6 separate regions of the Homo sapiens genome follow, and all the other regions are linked to region 1. The links are chromatin loops, found by intact Hi-C in ENCODE. Cell type or tissue: heart left ventricle. All regions are shown on one strand. Region 1 overlaps AKAP13 (A-kinase anchoring protein 13). Region 2 has its middle 83 kb from the start of MIR7706. Region 3 overlaps AKAP13 (A-kinase anchoring protein 13). Region 4 overlaps LOC105370952 (a long non-coding RNA gene). Region 5 overlaps AKAP13 (A-kinase anchoring protein 13). Region 6 has its middle 49 kb from the start of MIR7706.

What was found. Peaks named below come from ENCODE experiments on the same cell type or tissue, not always from the same donor. Only the 100,000 strongest peaks of a DNase experiment are listed, where the experiment ranks them.
Region 2: a loop joins it to region 1, with 4 times the contacts of the local background. A loop is called at or near these places in 46 of 110 quality-filtered maps.
Region 3: a loop joins it to region 1, with 2.7 times the contacts of the local background. A loop is called at or near these places in 27 of 110 quality-filtered maps.
Region 4: it touches region 1 in a loop (3-fold over the local background); 6 of 110 quality-filtered maps call a loop at or near these places.
Region 5: it touches region 1 in a loop (2.0-fold over the local background); 10 of 110 quality-filtered maps call a loop at or near these places.
Region 6: a loop joins it to region 1, with 3 times the contacts of the local background. A loop is called at or near these places in 44 of 110 quality-filtered maps.

What each region holds. Positions count from the first base shown.
Region 1 is chr15:85,503,134-85,507,133 of GRCh38, reverse strand. The region is part of intron 2 of AKAP13 (A-kinase anchoring protein 13); the gene reads right to left. Among named protein-coding and RNA genes, the nearest start is that of AKAP13, 120 kb to the right of the region's middle. In heart left ventricle, a CTCF peak has its summit at 1,853 (motif pointing right); no DNase peak of the experiment used is centred here; H3K27ac peaks cover 2,618 bases.
Region 2 is chr15:85,295,165-85,299,164 of GRCh38, reverse strand. No RefSeq gene overlaps it. Among named protein-coding and RNA genes, the nearest start is that of MIR7706, 83 kb to the left of the region's middle. In heart left ventricle, a CTCF peak has its summit at 2,414 (motif pointing left); a DNase peak (open chromatin) is centred at 2,318; H3K4me3 peaks cover 437 bases.
Region 3 is chr15:85,578,045-85,582,044 of GRCh38, reverse strand. AKAP13 (A-kinase anchoring protein 13) reads right to left here. Exons shown (of 37, transcript NM_007200.5): 7 at 1-3,115. Among named protein-coding and RNA genes, the nearest start is that of LINC02883, 180 kb to the left of the region's middle. RefSeq lists a silencer at 373-667 and an enhancer at 1,470-1,609. In heart left ventricle, a CTCF peak has its summit at 1,969 (motif pointing right); DNase peaks (open chromatin) are centred at 344, 924, 2,394 and 2,959; H3K4me3 peaks cover 1,838 bases; H3K27ac peaks cover 4,000 bases.
Region 4 is chr15:85,838,439-85,842,438 of GRCh38, reverse strand. LOC105370952 (a long non-coding RNA gene) reads right to left here. Exons shown (of 3, transcript XR_932580.2): 3 at 1,375-1,896. Among named protein-coding and RNA genes, the nearest start is that of MIR548AP, 15 kb to the right of the region's middle. RefSeq lists a silencer at 1,545-1,804. In heart left ventricle, CTCF peaks have their summits at 1,506 and 1,707 (motif pointing right); a DNase peak (open chromatin) is centred at 1,718; H3K4me3 peaks cover 625 bases.
Region 5 is chr15:85,702,546-85,706,545 of GRCh38, reverse strand. All of the region lies in intron 17 of AKAP13 (A-kinase anchoring protein 13), which reads right to left. Among named protein-coding and RNA genes, the nearest start is that of LINC02883, 54 kb to the left of the region's middle. RefSeq lists a silencer at 1,565-1,694. In heart left ventricle, no CTCF peak of the experiment used is centred here; no DNase peak of the experiment used is centred here; H3K27ac peaks cover 4,000 bases.
Region 6 is chr15:85,329,414-85,333,413 of GRCh38, reverse strand. No RefSeq gene overlaps it. Among named protein-coding and RNA genes, the nearest start is that of MIR7706, 49 kb to the left of the region's middle. RefSeq lists enhancers at 1,715-2,024, 2,115-2,194, 2,877-3,046, 3,248-3,577, 3,638-3,827. In heart left ventricle, a CTCF peak has its summit at 2,124; DNase peaks (open chromatin) are centred at 2,043 and 3,743; H3K4me3 peaks cover 1,813 bases; H3K27ac peaks cover 4,000 bases.

The DNA of each region.
Region 1 (4,000 bases):
ATATAACAGGTGCTATAAATAGAAACATTTCAAAAGTGCTATGGCCTAACAGAAGATAAAGAAAGAGAAGGAAGAAAATTTGCCAGAGGAGACTACAAAGGCTACCCAGAGAAAGTAAAATTTATGAATTTCAAAAGCCATGTAAGAGCTGACTAGGAAGACAAGAGATAAAGTCACTCCAAGGAGGGGAGAGTATGTACGAAGGCACAGAACTGAACAAACACGGTGTATTCAAGGACTAACGGACCATGGCTTCAGCATAGGGAACATGGGCATAAAGCAGTGCCAAGGATCAGCCTTTATATTCTAGACCAAGGGGGCCCATGAAACGATTAATAACATCATCTGTCCCATGTGCTTTCTGTACATGGTTGGTGAAGGTCAGGCAAGACGATCATAAACAACTGTTTTATATAACACTAATAACCATTGGTCTTCATATGTCCCCTTAGCAGTGAGGTCATCCCTGACCATCCTCAATGAAGTATGAGCTCTCCTACCCTAACTCTCCTTATCTATCTTGCCCTGCTTTATTTTTTCCATAGCATCATTTACTTTCTGACACGTATTTATTCATGTATGTCTATTTAATACATTATATATTATACCTATATGTATATATAAAATTCTAAAAGCATGTATTTATGTATTTATCTGAGTTCCCCTTTCCTCCCAACTGTTACGTAAGCTTCCTGAGAGGTGGGACCATATTTGTTTTATTCAATGCTACATCATTGCCTAAAGGTATGTCTCGTTGTTCTAGGTGCTCAATAAATGTTGGCCAAATGAATGCACGAATTCCTTTCTGGTCTCTCTTTCTGTAAACAATCTTTCTTTTTTTGTTGTTTTTGAGATGGAGTCCCGCTCTGTTGCCCAGGCTGGAGTGCAGTGGCACAATCTCAGCTCACTGCAACCTCCACTTCATGGGTTCAAGCAATTCTCCTGCCTCAGTCTTCCCAGTGGCTGGGATTACAGGTGCCCGGCTAATTTTTCTGTATTAGTAGAGACGGAGTTTCACCATGTTGGCCAGACTGGTCTTGAACTCCTGACCTCAAGTGATCCGCCCACCTCCTCGGTCTCCCAAAGTCCTGGGATTATAGGCATGAGCCACCACGCCCGGCCTGACAATCTTTCTACAATTCATCTTAAATACTTAAGATGACTGGATGAGAAATTAATTAAAAGATCTAGAGTCTAATGGTCTGGGTATGCCAAATTTTTAGCTCAGTTGCCCTTAAGAAGTCACTTAAAATATAACTAAAATTCAAAAAGACTAATGACAAGAAGAGCACCTAACAGCTTCACCCTTATTTATTTAACCTAGGGGCTTTTCCTATATCTGTCTCAGCAGGAAAATACTAAGATAGTATCCACATCCCTCAAAATAAAACGCATTCTTGAAACTAGCCAACAAAGCCATTTTTATAAATCTTTCTTTAAAAGACACCTCAAAGTATCTCATGCAACACGAATAGAAATCCACCAAGAAATTTATCGACTTTTACATAAAGTCATTCCAGATAAAGACTTAGGTTGACTTCACTGTTAGAAAATATTAAAGAATTTTATTTGGCATTTAAGGTTACTTTTTATTTAAACTAGGCTAATCTTTTGCCCAATAAAGATACTGGCCAATGAAATCCCTATAACCTGTCTTCTTTTTTAATCAGGTTGTGTGTATTCTCCTGCCAAAACCATACCCCTTTCTCAATGCCAACACAAAACTATTATTTTAAATACTACTACCAGTCATAGCCCAAATTCATACTGTCTTCCAGCTTCATAATTTTGCAACACTAAGATACAGGATAATTCTTAAAGATGTCCAGGCACCACCTATTTGGTCCATTAAAACAAAGCCAGCAGATGGCGCTCAATAAATCTACTCAAGTTCTGTGTCTATGGAGTAGTTTTAGAGATTGTTCTAACAGGGATTTCAGACAGAAAAGAAATTAAAACTACTCAAGTTTGGATATAATTTAATGTATGGTCCCTTTAATGAGAAGTATTCCTTAAAAGGAAGAGAGTGTTGAAAAATTGTAAGAGTGTAAGTTCTTCTTGTTTCAATGTACAATTCTCCCTCTCAAGTCTATTTTTGTCCAGCAAAGCTAAATTGTTCAGATGGTGCTGGCTTTCAAACACATGTGCGCACACACACACAGAGAGTGAGAGCAAAAGAGAGGGAGAGAGAGAGAGATGGGAGAGAGGGGGAGAGGGGGAGAGGGTGCGAGGGAGAGCAAGAGCGAGAGAGCAAGAGAGAGAGAGCGAGAAAGAGCAAGCGAGAGTGTCTCTACCTCTGAAAAATGTTTCACAACTCTCTGGAAGTGGTAGAATTATTAATTAGGTCAATACTTAAAGAGACATTCTCTCTTTTGCTAACAAAACCATATATTTGGCTAAAATGCAGACATGTAAGGATTTTTTTTTTTTTTTTTTTTTGGAGACAGGGTGTTGGGCCCTGTCACCCAGGCTGGAGTACAGTGGTGCGACCATGGCTCACTGCAGCTTCGATCTTCCAGGCTTGAGCAACCCTCCTGTCTCAGCCTCCCAAATAGCTGGGACTATAAATGCACGCCACCATGCCTGGCTAATTTTTTCTTTTTTTTTTTTTTTTTTTTTTTTTTTTTTTTGTAAAGACAGGGTCTCACCACATCGCATAGGCTGGTCCTGAACTCCTGGGCTTAAGCTATCCTCCCACTTCAGCCTCCCAAAGTGCTGGGATTACCAGCACGAGCCACTGCGCCCAGCCTGTATTAATTCTCCATAAAAATTTAATGAAAGAGTTAGAAGTGATTAGCTAAAATCAATCTCTCTGGCTCCTCATTCCTCGCTCCTTCCCCTCTCCTCTCTCCTCTCCCAGAGAGCAGATGGTTGAAGATTATACTCGGCTACTTTGTTGCTGATTGAAAAGGTGACATTCTGTCATTAAAATCTGAAGATCTGACTTCTGCTCTCACCTATATCTTACAGTTATTCACCTAGCTTTCTTGGTTATTTATTATCCTCAGTTCTCTTGTTTTTCTCCAAAGTCATCAATTAAGTTGGGACTCCAGGCTTCTAAGCTGGCCTCCACACACTGGGAAGCACAGAGTCTCCAAAATACAATCTGATCAAGCTACTCTCCTGATAAAGCCCTATGCCTGAGCATGTCCCTTCAACACACAGCACACAAAGCCCCCAACAAACCTAGCCCTCACTGACCCCTCCAGCATCATCTCCCTCACAGAGCCTCTCCTCAAACACTTTGCTACAAGTATACCAAGCCCCTGAGAATTCATGAACACATGTTCAAGGCTCACTCTTCCTACCTGTCTCACTACTCGGCCATGCTGCTCCCTTTATCTGTCACACTGATGATTAGAGCGAGAGAGTAAAGCATGAAATACAATGCCTTTCTTTTCTAAGTAGAAACCTGGGCCCCTTCCTCAGATGAAGGGCCTCCTTTACCTGATCTAATACATACTATGCCTCACCCACTGCAGGCAGATCAAGGTGCCCTCTGATTCCATGAGTCCATCAGGTTTGCACAATCGTCATCTCTGCACCAGCAATGCCTAAGTCACGGAGCCCAGCAGGTCAAGTTGAATCACCTCTGGTCACACATCATTCCTAACCCAGGGTACAACATGCTGAGACCATGGAAAAGAGACATTCAAAGTTGGGAAGTGGGACACTGTCAACTACAAGATTAAGAAGGGAAGGTACCAATACAGAATGGACAGCATTGCTTTGGGGGCTATAGTACCAGAGGAAGACCACAGGCTTTGAAATCACGTGACTTAGAATACCAGCTTCCCTTGTTACCAGCTGTGTATTTAAAACTGCTGATTCTTTTAGGAGCTACCTCAAATTCCCTGTAAGAACTCCTAGATTGTAAACTCTAAGAGGATGGAAATTATTATAATCCCATATCTGAAATGCATGAAATAATGGCTCTTGTATCAAATGCTTACTATGTGCCAGGAGTGTCTTAAATGTCTTACACAAATTAAGGTTGCCA
Region 2 (4,000 bases), 210 kb after region 1:
AGTGGACTGCACTGTCCAGGCTTTCTTCCTAGCTGGCTTTTGGGGTTCAGCCAGTGGGAGGCTCTGTGGGAAGATGGGAGGGTGGGATTCAGCAGAGGTCAGGGTAGCTCTTTCCAGCTCTCTTCCTGCTTTGGCATGCTATATCTAACTGTAGCTGCATCCTAGGTACAACTCTTACTCACTGGGCTCTGATAAGTGTTTCCTTCCCTTGTCTCAATAGGCCCTGGAAGCGGGGAGGGTAGTAATAGCTTCTCACCATTGCTAGTCTCTAGGTGTCCTACCATACCTTGTTTGTTACCTTATCCAGTCCAGAAACTCTGTGAATAGTCCCTTCATTAAAGCCTTTTCATTTTAACCATCTGGGATGACACAAGAAACACTGTGAAAGGTAAAAATTGCTTTTGTTTGTTTGTTTGTTTGTTTCAGAACTCCTTTGCTGTGGATAAGAAGATTGACTAGGTGACTTGCTCCAAGTTCAAAGCCTGTTTGCATAAAACAACAACGACTTGTCTTTGTTCTGTTTGGTTATTTTGAGACAGGGTCTTGCTCTGTCATTCAGGTTGGAGGGCAGTGGTGCAATCATGGCTCACTGTAGCCTTGACCTCCTGGGGTCAGATGATTCTCCCCCCTCAGCCGCCTGAGTAGCTGGGACCACAGGTGCATGCTATCACGCCCAGCTAGTATTTTTAAATGATTTTTGTAGAGATGGGATCTCCCTATGCTGCCCAGGCTGGTCTTGAACTCCTGAGCCCAAGCAATCCTCCTGCCTTGGCCTTCCAAAGTGCTGAGGTTACAGGCGTGAGCCACCGCACCTGGTCACAACTTGATTTGAGAGCGTATGGTTGACAACATCTTGATGAAAAGGGATATGGCTGGCCAGGCATGGTGGCTCACACCTGTAATCCCAGCACATTGGAAGGCCAAGGTGGGCAGATCATGAGGTCAGGAGTTCAAGACCAACCTGGCCAACATGGCGAAACCCCATCTCTACTAAAAATTGAAAAATTAGCTGGGTGTGGTGGGGGGTGGCTGTAGTCCCAGCTACTCAGGAGGTTGAGGCAGGAGAATCGCTTGAACCCGGGAGGTGGAGGATGCAGTGAGCCGAGATAGTGCCACTGCAGTCCAGCCTGGGTGACAGAGAGAGAATCCATCTCAAAAAAAAAAAAAAAAAAAGGGATATGGCTGATACACACAGAAAGATCTACTCTCCTAAGACCTTGTGCCCCAAGAATTTTATGACTTCTTGGATGGTATCAATTGTGTTTTATGATTGATTTATTCATTTACTTGATAAGTTTTGATCGAGTGCGGCTCTGTACCAAGAACTGTGTCAAGAAATGGGGATACATTGTTGTGCGAGAGGAAGTCCTCATGTGCCAGGAATTTACAGTAGACAGGGGAAGATACGCAAACTCATTACGAAGAAATACGGTAAATGCGAGGGGAATGGAAGCAGAGGGTGCTCTGGAGTACTCAGGAGGATTATTCAGCCCAGCCTTATACTGTCAGGGATAGTTTCCCAAAAGAAAGGATATCTAACCTGAGAGCAGAAGAATAAATACTAGTTAGCCAAGTTAAGGAGGATGGGTAGATGGGAGGGAGTGAGTTTTAGTTTTAAGGCATTCTAGGTAGAGAGAAAAGCAATTTGGGCAAATCTGGTAGGGGATAAAAATCATTTGGGAAACTGAAAGTCAGCCTCTTGAGTTGATTGCAGGAGGAGAGGGTGAGATAAGTTAGGAGAAGAAAAACAGGGATCGGATCACAAAAAGCCTTTTAAGTAAGATTAAGGGCAGGGGTATTATTATGAGGTCAATACAAAGCCATTAGATCTTTTGAGTAGGTGGTATACAGTGTAATCGCATTTGCATTTTTAAAACATTATCTTGTCTATGCGGTGAGAATAAACTGGAGGTGGATAAGAGCAGAGGCAGCTCCCTTAGGAGGTTGTTGCTGTATCCTAGGCCAGAGATCATGAGTTGGACTTGAGGCTGGGGCTGGAGAGAAGCGGCCAGAGAAGAACATATGGCTAAAACAGGCAACCTGAAAACATTCAGGAAATTATTGTCATTAGAGGACAGCCCGGCAAAATGCAAATTGTTCTGTCCTTATTTGATCTCAGCTGGACTATGAATTCTGTGGGGACAGGGACTATTTTGTATTCATCCCCGTTTCCAGTACTACGGAAGTACTCAGGAAATGAATGTTCTTCCTAAGTGAGTCTCAGTGACATGGTGTTTGGATAGAGTGGTAACCCTCACGCCTTTGCTGACCCACCTTTATTAGGGAAGTTCAGCAGCGATTGTGAAGTCGACGTGTAGCGCTACCGCGGCAGGGACATTAAGGTGCAGAAGCTTTACCCAGTGCACAGTGCACACTGAAATACCCAGGCTGGTTTTTCCTGACTCAGTTCTCTTCTGCCATCTGCTGGGACAGTCTTTCATAGCACATCAAAGCAAGATCACCAAGGAAGACAGGCCTGAAAGCTTTGTGGGAGCCACAGTGGACAATGACTTGGATAAGTTTACGATTTAGTCAGAGATGCAAGAATCACATCCAAACCACTGTCCATTTGAAGCTAATCTTCAGTATTTATTTCCCAAAGACTAAATGTCTTTTTTATAAGAATGAGTTCATGTCCTTTGCAGGGACGTGGATGAAGCTGGAAACCATCATCCTCAGCAAACTAAGACAGGAACAGAAAACCAGACACTGTGTGTTCTCACTCATAAGCGGGAGTTGAACAATGAGAACACATGGACACAGGGAGGAAAACATCACACACGGGCCTGTTGGGGGGTAGGGGGCAAGAGGAGGGAGAGCATTAGGACAAATACCTAATGTATACGGGAATTAAAACCAAGATGACAGGTTGATAGGTGCAGCAAACCACCATAGCACAAGGATACTTTTTTTTTTTTTTTTTTTTTTTCTGATACAGAGTCTCGCTCTGTCTCCCAGGCTCTGGAGTGCAGTGGCGCAAACTCGGCTCACTGCAAGCTCCGCCTCCCGGGTTCACGCCATTCTCCTGCCTCAGCCTTCCGAGTAGCTGGGACTACAGGTGCCCGCCACCACGCCCGGCTAATTTCTTTTTGTATTTTTAGTAGAGACGAGGTTTCACCGTGTTAGCCAGGATGGTCTCGATCTCCTGACCTCGTGATCCACCCGCCTCGGCCTCCCAAAGTGCTGGGATTACAGGCGTGAGCCACCGCGCCCGGCCGCACATGGATACTTATGTAACAAACATGCAGGTTCTGCACATGTATCCCAGAACTTAAAAAAAAAAAAGTCTTTTTTTTTTTTTGAGATAAAGTCTTGCCTTGTCACCCAGGCTCCAGGCTGGGGTGCAGTGGCATGAACATGGCTCAGTGTAGCCTAGCCTCCTCCTGGGTTCGAGAAATCCTCCCACCTCAGCCTCCCAAAGTGCTGAGATTTCAGGCGTGAGCCGTCATGCCGGCCCATGCAGACTATCTTAAATGTCTGTATTCTCCTTTGAGTTTTTGCAACAACTTTACGATAGCCATATATTATAACATTTTTTAAACAAGGAAACAGAAACACAGACATTTAAATGAAAAGCTAACTTTGAACAAAAAATAAGTAGCCCGAGCCAGGACTGAAGCTTCCTTGACTCCTGGTTCCATACTTTTGTCACAATGTCTCAACGTCTCCAACACACTAAGGGAGAGTTCCAACAGGCCGAGACAGGCTGCTGATCTGCAGCAGGGAGAGGGCAGGCCTAATGTGAAGGCTGACAAGGCCGGTGGCTCCCTGATGTTCAGCACAGAGATGCAGAATGTTGGCATGGAGTGGGGTGGGGGAGAGCAACAGAAACAATTCTCCACGTTCTATGTTTCCCCCAAGATATGTCAAGGTGATGTTTCCGAGGGAAACATTTTTTTTAAGTATATGAAAACTAATAGAACTTGAACTTTTGGTGGGTGTTGTCAAATAAAATAGACCCTACTATTTTTGTTAACGCGTGTGGTTAAGACTAAGAAAC
Region 3 (4,000 bases), 75 kb before region 1:
AACATCCTGCAAGGCTCCCCGTGGCTTCCTCAGGAGTACTGCCCATTGGTAGGCTCTCCCCAGGTGGGAAAGTACTCACTTTTTCTGTAAAAGCACTCTCTAGTCCTTTAGTGAGAGGACCCAACTCAGGGCTGGACAGTGACATGTGACAGGCCTCCCCCTCAGTAAGCAGTGCTCCAGCGGCCTTGACTTGTTCGATGACAGCATCCACTATACGGCTGGCAGCCTCCTCTATCAAGTCTGCCCCCTTAGGCAGAGGTGCGTCCTGGGCAGAGACCATGCAAGGTAGAGAGGGAGTGCTCCTTTCCCTGCCTGAAGGCGGGGCTCGCATGACTTCCCTCACACCAGCTGGGGCCCCATCATCATGGGCTGAGAGCTCCATGTCTGTGGGGAGCTCCTTGGCAACAGGCTGCAGTAGGACAGGATGTGCTTCATCGTCTATTTGGGCTTCCTCAGCGTCACCCATGGTACAGCTGTGGTCTGCTCCCTCCAGCTTCCCTTTCTCCCAATCAAGAGGTATCATCTCTGGGGTTCCAACTCCCTGTGGGTCAGTCACAGCTTTGTCCTGTAGAGCCACTGGCAAACCTAGAACGGCATTCTTCTCTTGGCTCAACAAGACGTTTGGAATCAGGATGTCTTGGGTGTTGTGTGATATATTCTCTCTTCTGGGCTCAGCCATACCTTGTAGAGCATTAACCCCTGTAACATCCACCGTCACATCTCCACTCACCTCACAGGCACTAGTTTTTCCCTGGGATTGAGTGTTCTTCACTCCAACATCCAGAGGAGAAGGCTGACTGCAGTTAAGAGCATCGGACCCATCAGACCCATCTGGCAACAGACATGGCAACAGAGCGGAGCTGTTGTGCTCTGCCCCCAAGGCTTCCTGCCTTGACTCTGTGGCCAGACTTGCTCCTGGTGGCACCAGGCTCTGGGCAGCCCCACCTTGAGTCAGCAGTGAGACTTGTGGGGCCACTTCCTTGTTATGTTCAGTTTCTGCCTTAAGAAAGGCAGAGGATGCACCCGGTGAATTACTTAGCTGAAGTGCTTTGTCCTTGGCACAGTCAGCTGAGATTGATTTTTCATGAAATTGTTGAGTATCTTGTCCAGGAGGTGGTGTTCTCTGCTCTTCCTGCAAAGTTCCTGAAGAGAGAGCATTTTCCTTAATAGAGGAACAGGTCACCGCTTTATCCTTATCTTGTTCCTGAGCTGCAGAGCTTTCTGAAACCACCAGAAGTTTTCCTTCTTCAGTCAAAACTGAATCTAAAGCCAAAGTGGCCTTACCCACACTTTGCAGGGAAGAGTCAGTGTTCCCCTTGATATTCAGAGCTTCTGGGATTGCTGGAGGGGCGGGACCCTCATGCTCTCCACCAAGTCCTGTGAGACTGGTATTCCCCATCCCGTGCTGAAGCTCTGCAGCAGTGGAGGATGTGGACAGGCCTACTGCCCTGTCTTCTAGTGGCCGCGTATCAGGCTCATTCGAATTTCCATCTGGGCCATCTCTATAATCTGTAGCTGTATGTAGTTCAGGAGTTGCTGTTCCCTTTTCTTTCTGGGAGGGGACAAAAGAAAGTGCGTCATCCTTGGTTACTGATTCACTGCCTGGACTGTTTGCCAGAGAGAAAGTACTGTCTGATATTACTGCCTGGTCTGGCACCAGTTCTTTCTCCATTTTAGGGACAACTGGATGTGGATGTGAAACCACCTCAAGCATATTTGTTAAAGGTTTATCTAGTTTCACATCTTTTCGTTGGCCTTTGTTATCCACCACTTTGAAAGGACAAAAATCCGCACGTTCCTGGGTATCCCTTACAGGGTCAGAGGTGACTGTATGAGCCTGTGGGTCTTCACAGTGGGAGGCATCGGGTGGATCTTGTGAGCTGGGTTGCCTTGCTGTGGTGCTTTCGGACTCGCTAACTATGTTATCACACAGTTTTGCAACCAAATCGCCACTAGAAGTCACTGTGTTCTGTTGACATGCAGAGTCTGCACAAAGTTTATCGTCTCCAGTTGTAGAACAAATGGGTGAGGATTTGCCCTTTTGGCTTTGAGCATGAGATGAATTTGTTTCTGAGTTCTGGTGTGGCATTACATCTTCTTCCAGCCCAAGAAGGGCTAAATCTGAGGGTGACATTGCCTCACCTATGCCTGCTGCTAAGAGAGTATAAGGTTCTAATCCATCTGAAATCTTGTCTTTTGCAGCAGCTGGAATCACCACAGAATTCTGATCTACTGGAGCATCAGCACTCTCCTCACGACTTCGTGAAGTTTCCGTTTCTGCTGTTTTTTCAGTGGAGGTTTCTTCATTACTAAATGCAAGTGAAGACTCAGCAGGTTTGTTACCATCCAGGGAACTGGCAGCAGGGGCACAGTTTGGAACACTGATTTTATCCACAGGCTTACTTGTGACGTGCACGTCAGAGGCTCCAGCTGTGCCAATATTAGAGTTCTCAAATCTTTCCTTTGTACTTTCCCCTCCCTGAAGCACATTCTTCCAAACAGTGGCATCTGGGTTCATGAGCCCATGTTCCATTTCCCCTGCAGTGTCTGGGGTACTGACATTTGTTGTTGAAATGCCTCCCAGTTCACCTCCAGAGGAATACTGGGCTGTGCCTGGCTCCATGACCAAGTCTCTCTGAAGCACAGCATCTCCACTGCTCAGGGACTCCTGGTCTGTGGGCATTCCAGAAGATTTTGTTCCAGTTTCTTCATTTCTGTTTCCACAGGACGAAAGGCCTTCCGTGCCCTTTACTCCACAATCAGGCAAGCTCTGAAGGCAGCTGTCTTGATCAGATACAGTTCCAGAGTCCACAATAGGTGCTGGCTCCACCTCTTCCCCTTTTCTTTCCACGCCTTTATTTTTCTTCCTACAGGAACGGTCTGTATTCTCCTCCTCAACTATGCTTGACAAATCACAGGGACTTTCAGTCTGTGCAACAGGGCTCCCTGGGCAGCACTGAGTGCTCTCAGTCTCTTCAGAAGAAGAAAGTCGCTGAGGGTCCGTGGGCTCCGGTGCACAGGGAAGAAACTGGCCATCTGTCTCTGGGGCACTGGAAGGATCCTGTGCTGTCATCATTAAGGGCATAAGACTGTCCATCTGCTTGAGGTTTGTTTTCTAGGAGGAAATGAAATACACTTTTAAAAAACTGCCTGTAGGAGAAGATGTCACTGACACCTCTGAGCAAAAATTCTGTTGGACAGAACTCACTTCTATTCTAGCTCTTCTAAGGTCACATGATAAGCGAATCTAAAAGAATACAAATAAATTTCCTCTTATTTCTGATATTACTTTCCTTTCATATCTGCCTATATACTGGGATGTTCAAAATAGATTAGGATATATGAAATATCTATTTTCTAAATTTTGAACTTATTTTAGGAAGTAGATGAAAACTGAGTCTCGCCGGGCATGGTGGCTCATGCCTGTAATCCCAGCACTTTGGGAGGCTGAGGCAGGCAGATCACCTGAGGTCAGGAGTTCGAGACCAGCCTCAACATGGAGAAACCCTGTCTCTACTAAAAATACAAAATTAGCTGGGCGTAGTGGTGCATGCCTGTAATCTCAGCTACTTGGGAGGCTGAGGCAGGAGAATTGCTTGTACCCGGGAGGCGGAGGTTGCAGTGAGCCGAGACAGCACCACTGCACTCCAGCCTGGGCAATAAGAGCAAAACTCCGTCTTAAAAAAAATAAAAATAAAAGAGTCTCAAAAACCTGATTTTTAAAAAGCTCAGTGAATATCTTCAATTGAGCTGCTAACATTAAGGTGGGCTCTCTCATTCTGAGGCCAGGCTGAAGTGCAGTGGTGTGATCACAGCTCACCGCAGCCTTGAACTCCTGGGCTCAAGTGACCCTGCCGCCTCAGCCTCTTCAGTAGCTAGGACTACAGGTGTGCACCATTGCACCTGACTAATTGTTTTATTTTTTGTAGAGACGGGGTCTCACTATGTTGCCCAGGCTGTTCTCCAACACCTGAGCCTATGGGATCCTCCTACCTTGGTC
Region 4 (4,000 bases), 340 kb before region 1:
CTGATTTTTTAAGAGGAGGGACAGTGTTCTGTGACCCATCTATCTCCAGATAGCTCAGATGGTGAACTAATTCAGCCAACCCCCTATCTCCTAACTAATACCCACACTGAAACAACTCAATAATAAAAACACGAATAGCTCCATTAGAAAATGGACAAAGCAGGCCAAGCGCAGTGGCTCACACCTGTAATTCCAGCACTTTGGGAGGCCTAGGTGAGTAGATCACTCGAAGCCAGGAGTTCAAGACCAGCCTGGCCAACATGGTGAAACTCCGTCTCTACTAAAAATACAAAAATTAGCCGGGCAAGGTTGCACATGTCTGTAATCCCAGCTACTTGGGAGGCTGAGGCAGGAGAATTGCTTGAACCTGGGAAGCGGGGGTTGCAATGAGCTGAGATTGTGCCACTGCACTCCAGCCTGGGCAACAGAGTGAGACCCTGTCTCAAAAAAAAAAAAAAAGGAGAAAAAGAAAGAAAGAAAAGAAAATGGACAAAGCTGCTGGGCACTGTGGCTCACGCCTGTAATCCCAGCACTTTGGAGGCCAAGGTGGGTGAATCACTTGAGGCCACGAGTTTGAGACCAGCCTGGCCAACATAGTGAAACCCCATCTTTACTAAAAATAAAAAATTATTATAAAAATTAGCTGGGCGTGGTGGTTCGCGCCTGTGGTCCCAGCTACAAGGGAGGCTGAGGCAGGAGAATCGTTTGAACCCGGGAGGTAGAGGTTGCAGTGAGCCGAGATCCCGCCACTGCACTCCAGCCTGGGGCAACAGAGCGAGACTCCGTCTCAAAAAAAAATTTTTTTTTAGTAAAAGAAAAAGAAAATAAAACCTACTTCAAAGGGTTTTAAGAACACCATGTGAAAAAAGAATTCTACTATAACAAAATAAATATTAGCAATCTCTTCAATTTGTTTCTTTAAAAGCTGAAGGCTGATATTTAGGGGGAAGTGTTCTAATGTCTGCAATTTACTTTTTGAAATGCATCTGAAAAATAAGATGGGGCCAGGCACGGTGGTTCACAACCGTAATCCCAGCATTTTGGGAGGCCGAGGCGGGCGGATCACGAGGTCAGGAGATAGAGACCAACCTGGCTAACACGGTGAAACCCTGTCTCTACTAAAATACAAAAAATTAGCCAGGCGTGGTGGTGGGCGCCTGTAGTCCCAGCTACTCGGGAGGCTGAGGCAGGAGAATGGCGTGAACCCAGGAGGCGGAGCTTGCAGTGAGCCCAGATCACGCCACTGCATTCCAGCCTGGGCGACAGAGCAAGACTCCGTCTCAAAAAAAAAAAAAAAAATTAAAAAGAGAACAAGAAAAAGAAAAAATAAGATAGTTTGAAGGATGGAAAGAGGGATGAATAGATGGACAGATATGCAATGAAACCAATAGAGTAAAATGTGAATAACAGAATCTAGCTGATAGATAAATGTGTGTCCACTGTAAAAGCATTTGAACTTTTAAGTACTAAAGTTTTTCAGAATAAAATTTTGAGGAAAATGGGGAGAGGTGCCACTTGCATTTTACAAAATATGAACATGCTTCTCCCCTCCCCCGCTTAGTTAGACGCGCGCTCCTTTCTGGTCTGATTGCGTTAGCAAGTCACCTTGCAGCCCTGCCCAGCGATTCGGTCCGGTGGGTGCCCAGGATAACACGCGCCAGCCTTCGCCGCTTGCGAAATGTTCAGGGCTCTTGCCGCCAGAGGGCGCGCCCGCGGAGCGCTGAGCGCCAGGGCGCCAGGGGCTGGGTGGCCCGCGCCGGGAAGTGACAGACTCCGGAGCGGACTTTGCCCGGGGGTGGGTCCCAGGCCAGCTGCTACTGCAAGTACCTGCAGAAAACAGCTCTTCGAACCGGACAGTGCGAGAGTCAGCGCCTGCTGCCTGGCCGGGCAGAGATTCTGATGAAGAAGAGAGAGGAAACTGAGTGTGCTGAGGCAGTGTCAGACAATGCTAAATGCTTTCCTAGCACTTATTTCACGTTTTAGTTATAAATCAGCCTGAAAATAGAACGGTAGTGGAAGTGCGAAGGACATGCATTTCATTCCCGGCAGAGGCTGCCCAATCAGGACTCCTGGTCCTCTGAAGACAAAGCAGCTTTTTTGGGGTAGGGAGCGGGGGCGGGATAGCATGCTTCCCCCGCCCTTTCCCCCATGAGCAAAGGGGCTCAGAGTAGCTGTGTCCCCTGAGCTGAGGTGGCAGCTCCTGTGGGTGCCCTGGGACCTCACTCAGCATCTTCAAAGAGCCTGTGCACCCTGCTCCTTCCAGCTTCTTCGTGGAGGGCTGGAGAAGTTGTGAACCTTTGTCAAAAGACAGAAGCACAAACTTAAAGATCTAATTGGCTTTTATTTGCAATTCTAGAAGTGAGCAACACCTCATCCTATAAAATGAGCTGAGCACAGGAGGTTGGCTTTGCAGGCAGAGAAGAGCGGCAGAAAGCAGAAACAGAACAAAACACGGACTGATCATGTCAAAGTTACTTTCCCTACAGGGTTAAAGCAGAGGGGACTTCCTTATTACTTAGGTTGATGCAGATTAAATGGAATGTTTTAGGGGAACTGGCCCATTTCAAAGTTCAGTTTGATGACACTGCACTTAGCACAACTGACTCCATTCTGGTGTCTGGCCTGCTGGGGCCTAGTGCAGGAGACTAGTTCCATAACAACAGCCTCCCATAAATGATGTTTCACACCTCAAACCCTTCCTCACCTCCAGTCATCCCAATGCTCCCACTGACCCAAGTATTTTCTCAGACTATTTGGTTCCCCAGCCACCAGAGAATCAGGCATAAATCATAAGTCACTCTGTATTTTAAGACCATAATCATGCTGGGTGCAGTGGCTCATACCTATAATTCCAGCACTTTGGGAGACCAAGGCAGGTGGATCACCTGAGGTCAGGAGTTCGAGACCAGCCTGTCCAACATGGTGAAACCCCGTCTCTACTAATAATACAAAAATTAGCTGGGCGTCGTGGCAGGCACCTATAATCCCAGCTACTCAGGAGGCTGAGGCAGGAGAATCGCTTGAACTGGGAGGCAGGGGTTGTAGTGAGCCGAGATCATGCCACTGCACTCCACCTGGGAGTCACAGCGAGACTTTGTCTCAAAAAAAAAAAAAAAAAGAGAGAGAACCAGATATCAAGAGTACTTATAAACCCTATAATTCAATTTATATAAAACTGTAGAAAAAATAATCATGACAGAAGAAGATGAATGCTTGCCTTGGGCCATTGGCTGGGGTGTCAAATGGAATGGGGCACAAGAGAACTCTGGGGGGCAATGGAAATGTTTGTTCTGTATTTTCATTGTGGTAGCGGTCACATGTATGTAAAAACTTGTTAACATTCAATGAAAAGTTTGCTTGAAAAAAAAAAAACCTGCCTTCCATTACTCTAATCTTCATATCTGGGGTGTTCTTCCTATTGCGATTGTGTGAACAAAATCAATTGCTCTACTTGTTCAGTTTTTCCAGGTTTCTCTACTCCATGTTCCAGAAGCTACCAACTGGGAGTGTGCAGACTGACGCACAATCGTTTCCTGGCAACTCCCCAGTAGAAGCTAAGGTGTATCTGCTTCCTGCTAGGATCCTGACCCGGGACGAGGGCCCACCTCTCTGCCTGCCTCCTTTAAGGGACGCCTCCTGCTCCACAAGTTTCTGTCCTCCCTCTGAGGGAGCCCTGGAATGTGCTCCATCTACACTACTAGGGCCACGTGGACTATCCTAGGAGTTGGGAGGGCAGGGTGCAGCTGGGGAGGGAATGCTCGCAGAGAATGGGGTTGGGGTGGCTTTGGCAAAGAATGCACTTGGGGTCTGTAAAGAGGTCAGAGAAGAGCAGGGCCACCTTTGCTCATATCAGATGCTGCTTGGCCACCCACACCTGACCCTAGCTCTAAAAGCCAGTGTGTGGAGGGTCTGATTCTGTAAACTGGATGAAAGAGCAGGGAGGATTGAATGAAGAAGATACAGGAGGAGCACAGGCTACCTGGGCAGGGGGCATTTCACT
Region 5 (4,000 bases), 200 kb before region 1:
GCTCTGCATGTATGTATGTACTAGTATGACCCTAGTCCCTTCTTGACAGGCCTCCGTTTCCTCATCTATAAAATTAAAAAGGAGGAATCACATTTTCCCCCAGGTTCCCTCTGCTGTGATTCTATCAGATGGGTAAGTGAGTTTCAGGCTGCTGGACCCACAGCAAGAAGCATAACAAAGTGGTCGAGGCAAACGGCTTTATTTATTTTCTAGTAAGCCAAAACATGTTTCTGCCCATCCTCACGAGCACTATTCTTACTCAGGGTGTATGGTGCACCTCCCCTCCTCTGCCACAGAGATGCCCAGGACTTGCAGCTGGCATGCTCCTTTCTGGTTTCTTCCTCTCCCATTAGTTGATCCATCATATCCTTCCCATGCACAGACTTGAAAGCCCACCCCACTCAAACCCTTTCTCTTCACAAATCCCCACTCAGCTAAAGTCTTTCAAATACATCATCTTTAAGTCCATTTCTCTTTCCCTTCTACAGAAAAAGTATAAAAAGACTATGAAAAGGCAAAGTCAATGATTAGTAGATCTATGTTTTTCAGCGTGCTGAATCCTCAATATATAATGCTGAAGAGAATAAAGCAAATTACAAAAAGAGGTACTGTATGGTAGTATTTATGTAGGTTAAAAACAAAAACAAATTATATGTTGTTTATGTATGAAAATAAATTATAAAACACAGACTACGAATGCACTGAATTCATGACAGTCCTTGTCCTTGGGGAGGAAGGAAGATGCATGGGGCAGGGAAACAAAGGGGAATCTGAACTTAACCATAATGGTTTCTTAAAAAGTGAAACAATCTGAAGCCGTCTGACAGAATGTTACTATGTGTTCATTCTGAATCATGGACACATATGTGATAAATTACCTATGTATAATACTTTGTATTAACATTTTTCAAAATTAAAAAAAATTTTTAATTTTTAAAAAATCATCACACTCTAATGTCGTTCAAAGTTCCTTGGATTTGCTTATAAACATTTCCATATCCTTTTGCATAATCCATTTATCGCATCTTGTGATAACTTAAAGATAAGATTTTATTGTCTTATAATCCAGTTAAAAAAGTATATTTTTTTTCTTTTGTTTTATTGAAAATCTATAATATTTTAGGCACCTAAGGGCAACACAGGAGGTGGCAGATTTGCTGGAGAACCAGCTACTAATTCTGATCTGCAAAAGTGACCAAGAACACTATGGGCAGAATTTGTTTCCAAGTTCTGTTCTTTCTGTTCCTTTCTTCCCAACCAGTTCCAACACCCTACAGAGATTTAAGCAATGATGATTTTTAAGGGAGTGGCACTATCACGTAAAAAGGTTTCAGCAATATTCAAACTCTCAGGCCAGTGTTTGAGTGTCTGAGATGAACATAGAAGCAGAAAAAAATCATTTAAAATGTGCTTCTAGTAAAGAACTTTTCACATAAATTCACTTTTAATTAATTGAAACATGTCCCCAAACCCACAACCCAGCTGGAAGTTTAACACGCTCTATATTATGGTCATGAGTTTTCTCTTAGTGATAGTTTGCATGGACATCTCCTTAACATGCTGAAGTACCTACTTGAAAAACACTCAACTTGTTTCCAAGTTGTCCTGGACTCAATTCACAGTGACAGTTTTAGAGCTGTGCGTGGGTGATTTAGAAACTTCAGCCCCACTGACATCAGCCAAAGTCATGAGACTAAAATCTTACTCTCTGTTTGGGAAAACAGAAAATTACCAAGAACACAAGAATTGAAGACAAATCTAATACATTTTTAAGCTCTCTGCCACAAACCATACCATGTTGTTATGAAGATCAGAAAATAATTATCTGGCCTTTTATTTATTTATTTGATAGATTTCCTAATAGCAGTAGGCAATATGCTTTCATTTTTTAAAATTCTTCAAAAAGGTCTCAGCACAGTGGTTTATGGGAACAGAGCTGATCCCTAATCGGATTCCTCTGTACCTAAAACAAACAGTCCAGCCTTCAACTTCTTTCTTTGCTACAAGGAGGCATCAAACCAAAGAAAATGAAGTTAAACCCACATGACTGGAAACTATCATCTATCTATTGCTGTATCTTTTTTTTAACCCATGCCACCAACCACCACAGATCTTTGGCGAATGGTTATATACTATGTGTTTTTTATCTTTCGGAAGAAAAATAAAACAAACCATTAGCGAGGCTAACTTAAGAAAATCAACTTTATACAATGATAAGAGGAGTGGCCATGCCAAACTGAAATGAAATGACAGAATATCAAAGGACTGCCTACACAGAAACGAGCCACCTTTGGGAGCTGAGTCATATGCAGCCAAGGCTCTGACAAAAAAGGTCTTCCAGTACTTCAGTTCATTGATCATCACTTGGGAATAGGCTGAAGACTTCTGACTGTTCTGCCTACAGATGTGAGCAGCAAAATCTAACTGGGAAAAATGACCTGATTCTTCTCCAGGACACAAGTTGAGGAATTACCTTTAAGGATAGAAATGCACAACTTTCTCCTATCATTTCAACTCTAACCAAGAAAATGAAAATAAAACAAAAAACAGTTAAATATGAGCAAATTTAGAAATGCATGCTACAAAATTCTTTCTGCAACTTTAAACTTCTTGTTTAAAATCTTTAACAGAGACCCTGTCTCTCAAAAAAAAATTATTAAATATATGTGTGTGTATATATATATATATATATTTTTTTTTTTTGAGATGGAGTCTTGCTCTGTCACCCAAGCTGGAGTGCAGTGGTACGATCTTGGCTCACTGCAACCTCTGCCTCCTGGGTTCAGGTGATTCTGCTGTCTCAGCCTCCTGAGTAGCTGGGATTACCGGTCCATGCCACTACGCCTGACTAATTTTTTGTATTTTTAGTGGAGATGGTATTTCGCCATGTTGGCCAGGCTGGTCTCAAACTCCTAACCTCAGGTGATCCACCCGCCTCAGCCTTCCAAAGTGCTGGGATCACAGGCGTGAGCCACGGCACCTGGCCAATAAATAAAATCTTTGGGGGATTTGAGACATCGCCCTATCTGGACTAAGAGTGCTTATATGCAAAAGGCATGTGAGATGTTCTTGGTAGCTGGTGTAATAACCACAGTGCTGATGTACAGAACAAGAAGAAAGCCACAAAAAAGAGCCAAATCATCTCAGCTGAAGTAGCCCCAGCAGCAGTTTTCGTAACAACACTGGTAAACAAAAATGAAATAAAATGAAAGTATTCTGCTTAAAAAAGAATTGCCTTTATTGCTTAGGGTCTTTTTTTACCTTCCTTTTCCCTAAGTAATAAACTTCCTTCCTTTAATCAACTATATGTATTTTATTCTCTCATATAAGCAATGAACTATAAATGCCAGAAAACTGTCTAGAGGGCAACTTTTCTGATGAAATCAGAAGTAAAATCTAACCATCACACACATTCTAAATTCTTATGTTTCCTACTTAGATTGCAGCTGGTTTACTTGTTTATTTTTTATGTAAAAGAAACAACCTACCACAAAAGTACTGAAATGCTGCTAGCACAACAGAAAATAAATCAGCAATAATCTCAGTATCATTTTACATCTGTTTAAAGCAAGCAAAACAGAACCACTGGCAAGACCCCAAAACCTGAACATAACAAATTCCTTATTCTGAAAGACCCCACTAAGTCACTAAGCTTTTCAAAGAACAAATTATTTGTGGCAGCTGGAAAGAACAGCTGACTATTCAAGGACAGCTTTACATAATAGAGAAATAAGAGTTGAAAAGACATTCCTCTATTAACCCTGTTAAAGTCACCTAATCCTAAAGCAAGAGTAGCGTTTTGGCTGAGATAAAAAGTCCCAGTTTCTTGTATAAACCATCATAACATATCATCATGATGGACTATATGGCTGATCTTTCTAACCACAAGTCAAAGGTGACTATGCAGTGCTGAGGGTATGAAGCTCTATCCAGGGGTCAGCCAAACAGGGTTACACTTAACCACAATGGGAAGCCACTGTCTCCTAAGAGCACAAAGGTT
Region 6 (4,000 bases), 170 kb after region 1:
AGATGTGGGCTCCTGGCTCTGGCATGTGCATGATGATGCTGGTACAAGGTTATTCACTGCAACATTGTTTATAGTAGCAAAAGACGGGAAACAACCCTATGTCCACCAACAGAAGACTGCTCCATTAAATTACGGTATGTCCATGCAATGGAATATTGTGCAGCTGCAAAATGAAAAGAATGAGGAAGCTCTTTATGTGCTGGTAATGAAAAGATCTCAAGATATTTTGTTGATCTCAAGCTCTTTATGTGCTGAAAGAAAAAAAAGCAAGGCATGGAACGGTATGCACGGTATGCCATGTTTTGTGTAAAAATGGAGAAAAATAAGACTTTGTACTCTATTAACTGGAATATGCATAAAGAAATGCTAAAAGTGGCCGGGCGCGGTGGCTCATGCCTGTAATCCCAGCACTTTGGGAGGCCGAGGCGGGCGGATCACGACGTCGGGAGATCGAGACCATCCTGGCTAACACGGTGAAACCCCGTCTCTACTAAAAGTACAAAAAATTAGCCAGGCGTGGTGGCACGTGCCTGTAGTCCCAGCTACTTGGGAGGCTGAGGCAGAAGAATGGCGTGAACCCAGGAGGTGGAGCTTGCAGTGAGCTGAGATAGTGCCACTACTCTCCAGCCTGGGCGACAGAGAGAGACTCTGTCTCAAACAAACAAACAAAAAAGAAATCCTAAAAGTATACAAGGAACAAATGGTGGTTACCTGTGTTTGTGGCAAGGAGACAGATGGGGGAAACTGACAATCCGGGGGTCAGCAGACAGGAGACTTTGTATTGTATACCTTTCTACAGTTTTGATTTTTTTTTTTTTTTGAGCCAGAGTCATGCTCTGTCACCCAGGCTGGAATGCAGTGGCATGATCTTGGTTCACTGCAACCTCTACCTCCTGGGCTCAAAAGATTCTCCTACCTCAGCCTCCCCAGTAGCTGGGATTATAGGCACATGCCACCACGCCGGGCTGATTTTTGTATTTTTAATGGAGATGGGGTTTCACCATGTCGGTCACGCTGGTCTCAAACTCCTGACCTCAGGTGATCTGCCCACCTTGGCCTGCCAAAGTGCTGGGATTACAGGCATGAGCCCCCGCGCCTGGCCCCCTTTCTACGGTTTTGATTTTTGAATCATATGACTATATTACCTGATTACAAGCCAAATCAAACAAACAAGCATCATAGCTCTGTCATTGTTACCAGCTGACCCTGGCAAGTTACTTAACCTCTTCCAGTCCTACTTTCCACATTAGAGAAATGGGGATATTTATATTTGCCCCACCGGGCTGTGAGGTCACTGAACATCACTAACAATGGAACGTAGAAAGCACTAAACACAGAGCGGGGCGGGGTAGGGGGAATGGGTGCTCCCAAAGGGTGGGTCATACCCCTTCCCTATAGCAATGCCAGCATCTCTCAGGTGTTGTGTGTGATTGTCATGTGTTGGCTCACATTTCTCAAGAAGCACTTCAGGAGCCACTTTCTGCTGCTTGCCTTGTTGTGAATCTGTCCGAGTCCTCACCCCAGTTAAAAATGTCCAGTGACCTTAAGAGTTCAAGCACCTCTGAACACTCCTCTGGTAGGTGGGGCAAGCCTCTAGAAACTTCTGCTTCACTTTTCTGCTTGATTGATTTCTCCCCACTCAGCTCCCCCTGCAGAGTCAACTCCCACTCACCCTCCCGGGGAGCAGTCCCCGCCTCAGGTACCTCACTGTGACAGAAGCCGGCTCACTGAACACTGAACATTTGGACAGTATTTGGGTCCATTCTGTCTCCATCTCGCTCGATTGCCCTCTCTCTGAATCGGTTCTCTGGGCTTCAGAATCCTAGTGAAGTCAGAGGACAGTTGCCTCTCATCAGAGAACCAAAACCTTCTGCCCCCAGGCAGTGTCCCTTAGGAGGCCACTTGGCACATCCAGCTCTCCCTTGGTAACTTAGAGGCCCCGGGGTGCTCTAACTTCCAGGCTGGCATGTGATCTCCTGCAGGCCTGTGTAGAGAGCCCTCAGCGGGGCGGGAGGATGTGAGGAAAGAACAGAGTGTTCCAGGCAGAACAAAGCCAGCTGCAAATTTGCTCAGGCCCTTTCGTTTCTTCCTTGAAGGGACCAAGTGCAGCCTCTAGCGGCTGCTTCCGGACATGGTCATGGGAGTCAGACCTGTGGGACTTGTGGGACTTGTTCACCTTAAACTGGGCCACAGCTCCGGAGCCTGAGGAGGCAGCAGGACTTGCTGACATGGTTCTTTGAAAACCTTCACCAGGCAGAGTTGTGGTCTGTTCCGCAGGCCAGTGCATGAGTCAGACTGAACCTGTACCCCACGCAGCTCAGGTCCAGGGTTCAGGACCAGGCTGATTTCTGCAGTGAGCTCAGCTTCCTAACCCACAAGGGCGTGCAGAACTCCCCCTTGCTCCTTCCTGTAGCTGCGCCCTCGGCCCTACCCTCCTCCCCAGCAGATCTGTTCCCCACCTCGATTGTCATGGGCTGTCTGCAGCGATGGCAGGGGTTTGCAGCTGTTAGTGGCTGCTTTCCTTGAAGTTCTTCTTTGCACAGATCCTGAGACTTGATATTTGTTGAATGAACAACATCAATCCAATTTGAGTAGGTTGAAAGCAGACCTGAAGTTGAACCGGACCCATTCGCCTTAACTTATTTTCTAGGTTATTTAAAAACGTATATCAACTCCTCTTACAAATTTTGGTATTGTGGAATGCTATGTTGGAAATACTAATCAAATAGATCTCTCTTCTTTCATGGAACACCAGTATAAATTCTCTGTTCCCTAATGAAAACAAACAAACCCCCCAAACAAAAGCACCAAACACTTGAGCTCTCATAGGGTACATGAAACTATTTCAGGGGTTAGGCACGGCATTTCCTCTAACTCAAGGTGAATCCCTTTAGGGCACTCAAAGGGCTGCAGCACAGCATTTACTTTTTTCCACATATTCCTTCAAATTTCTGTTTTCTGTATTACCAGCTACCATCCACAGAGAGTCATAAATCCCCTGGAGGAGTCGTATGTGATCCCACGTGATTAACTTTGCATCTGTTTTGCAGCTGTTCACTCTGCAGTTTTATTTTGCCTTTTGGAAACCTCAGAGCAGTGCTTCTCAAATGTTAACGTGCATACGATGAATCACGTGGGCATCTTGTTAAAATGCAGAGTTTTGAGTCGAGGGTCTGGGGAGGGCTGAGATTGTGCACTTCTAAGGAGATGCCAGGTGGTGCTAATTCTGCTGCACTGGACACCACACTTAGAGTGGCGAGGTCACTAAATAATAGGAGCAAAAGGATCGTGAGAACACCGACATCAGTGAGAAGGAGGCTGGCTGCAGAGACCATGGTAGGAGGAGTTTTCCTTGGTGATTCTGCTCTTCTCTCCGCGCCCTTTCACTTTCCCTTTCCTTGTAAATATCCTTTACTGTGGTCTTTCTTTGATTAAAGAGAAACTGTGTGAGCAGAGCCAAAGGCCACGTTCATCTATGGGTAGCATCTATGCTTCTTCAGGTCGTCTGGGCTGGAAGAAAACAAAAAAGTTCTGCAGCCAGAGATAACTGAAACCAGTGAGACTTCTGCAGCTCGTGTGTGCGCACCCAGAAACAGACCCAAAGCCAGCAGTTTCAGTTCCCTCAACTTAATTTTACTAATGTGATAGAGAGGCAGCAAACATCTGCAAGGAACCAGAAATCCTTCCTTTACGTGTGCTGTAATCTAAAACAGTTTCTCAACCGTGGTGCCGCTGACATCTTGGGCTGCCTAACAGTTTGCTGACCAGGAGGCCGAGTGTCCTGTGCACTGCAGGCTGTTTGGCAGCATCCCTGGACTCTACCCACAAGATGCCAGCAGCACTCCCAAGCTATGACAACCCAAAATACCTCCAGACATTGCCAGATGTCAACTTGAGGGGCAAAATTGCCCCCTGGTTGAGAATTACTGGTGTAGGATAGATAAGGTAGAATCTGTCAGTTCTACAGAATGTCTACCTTCCCCATAGGGAAAGAAAGTTT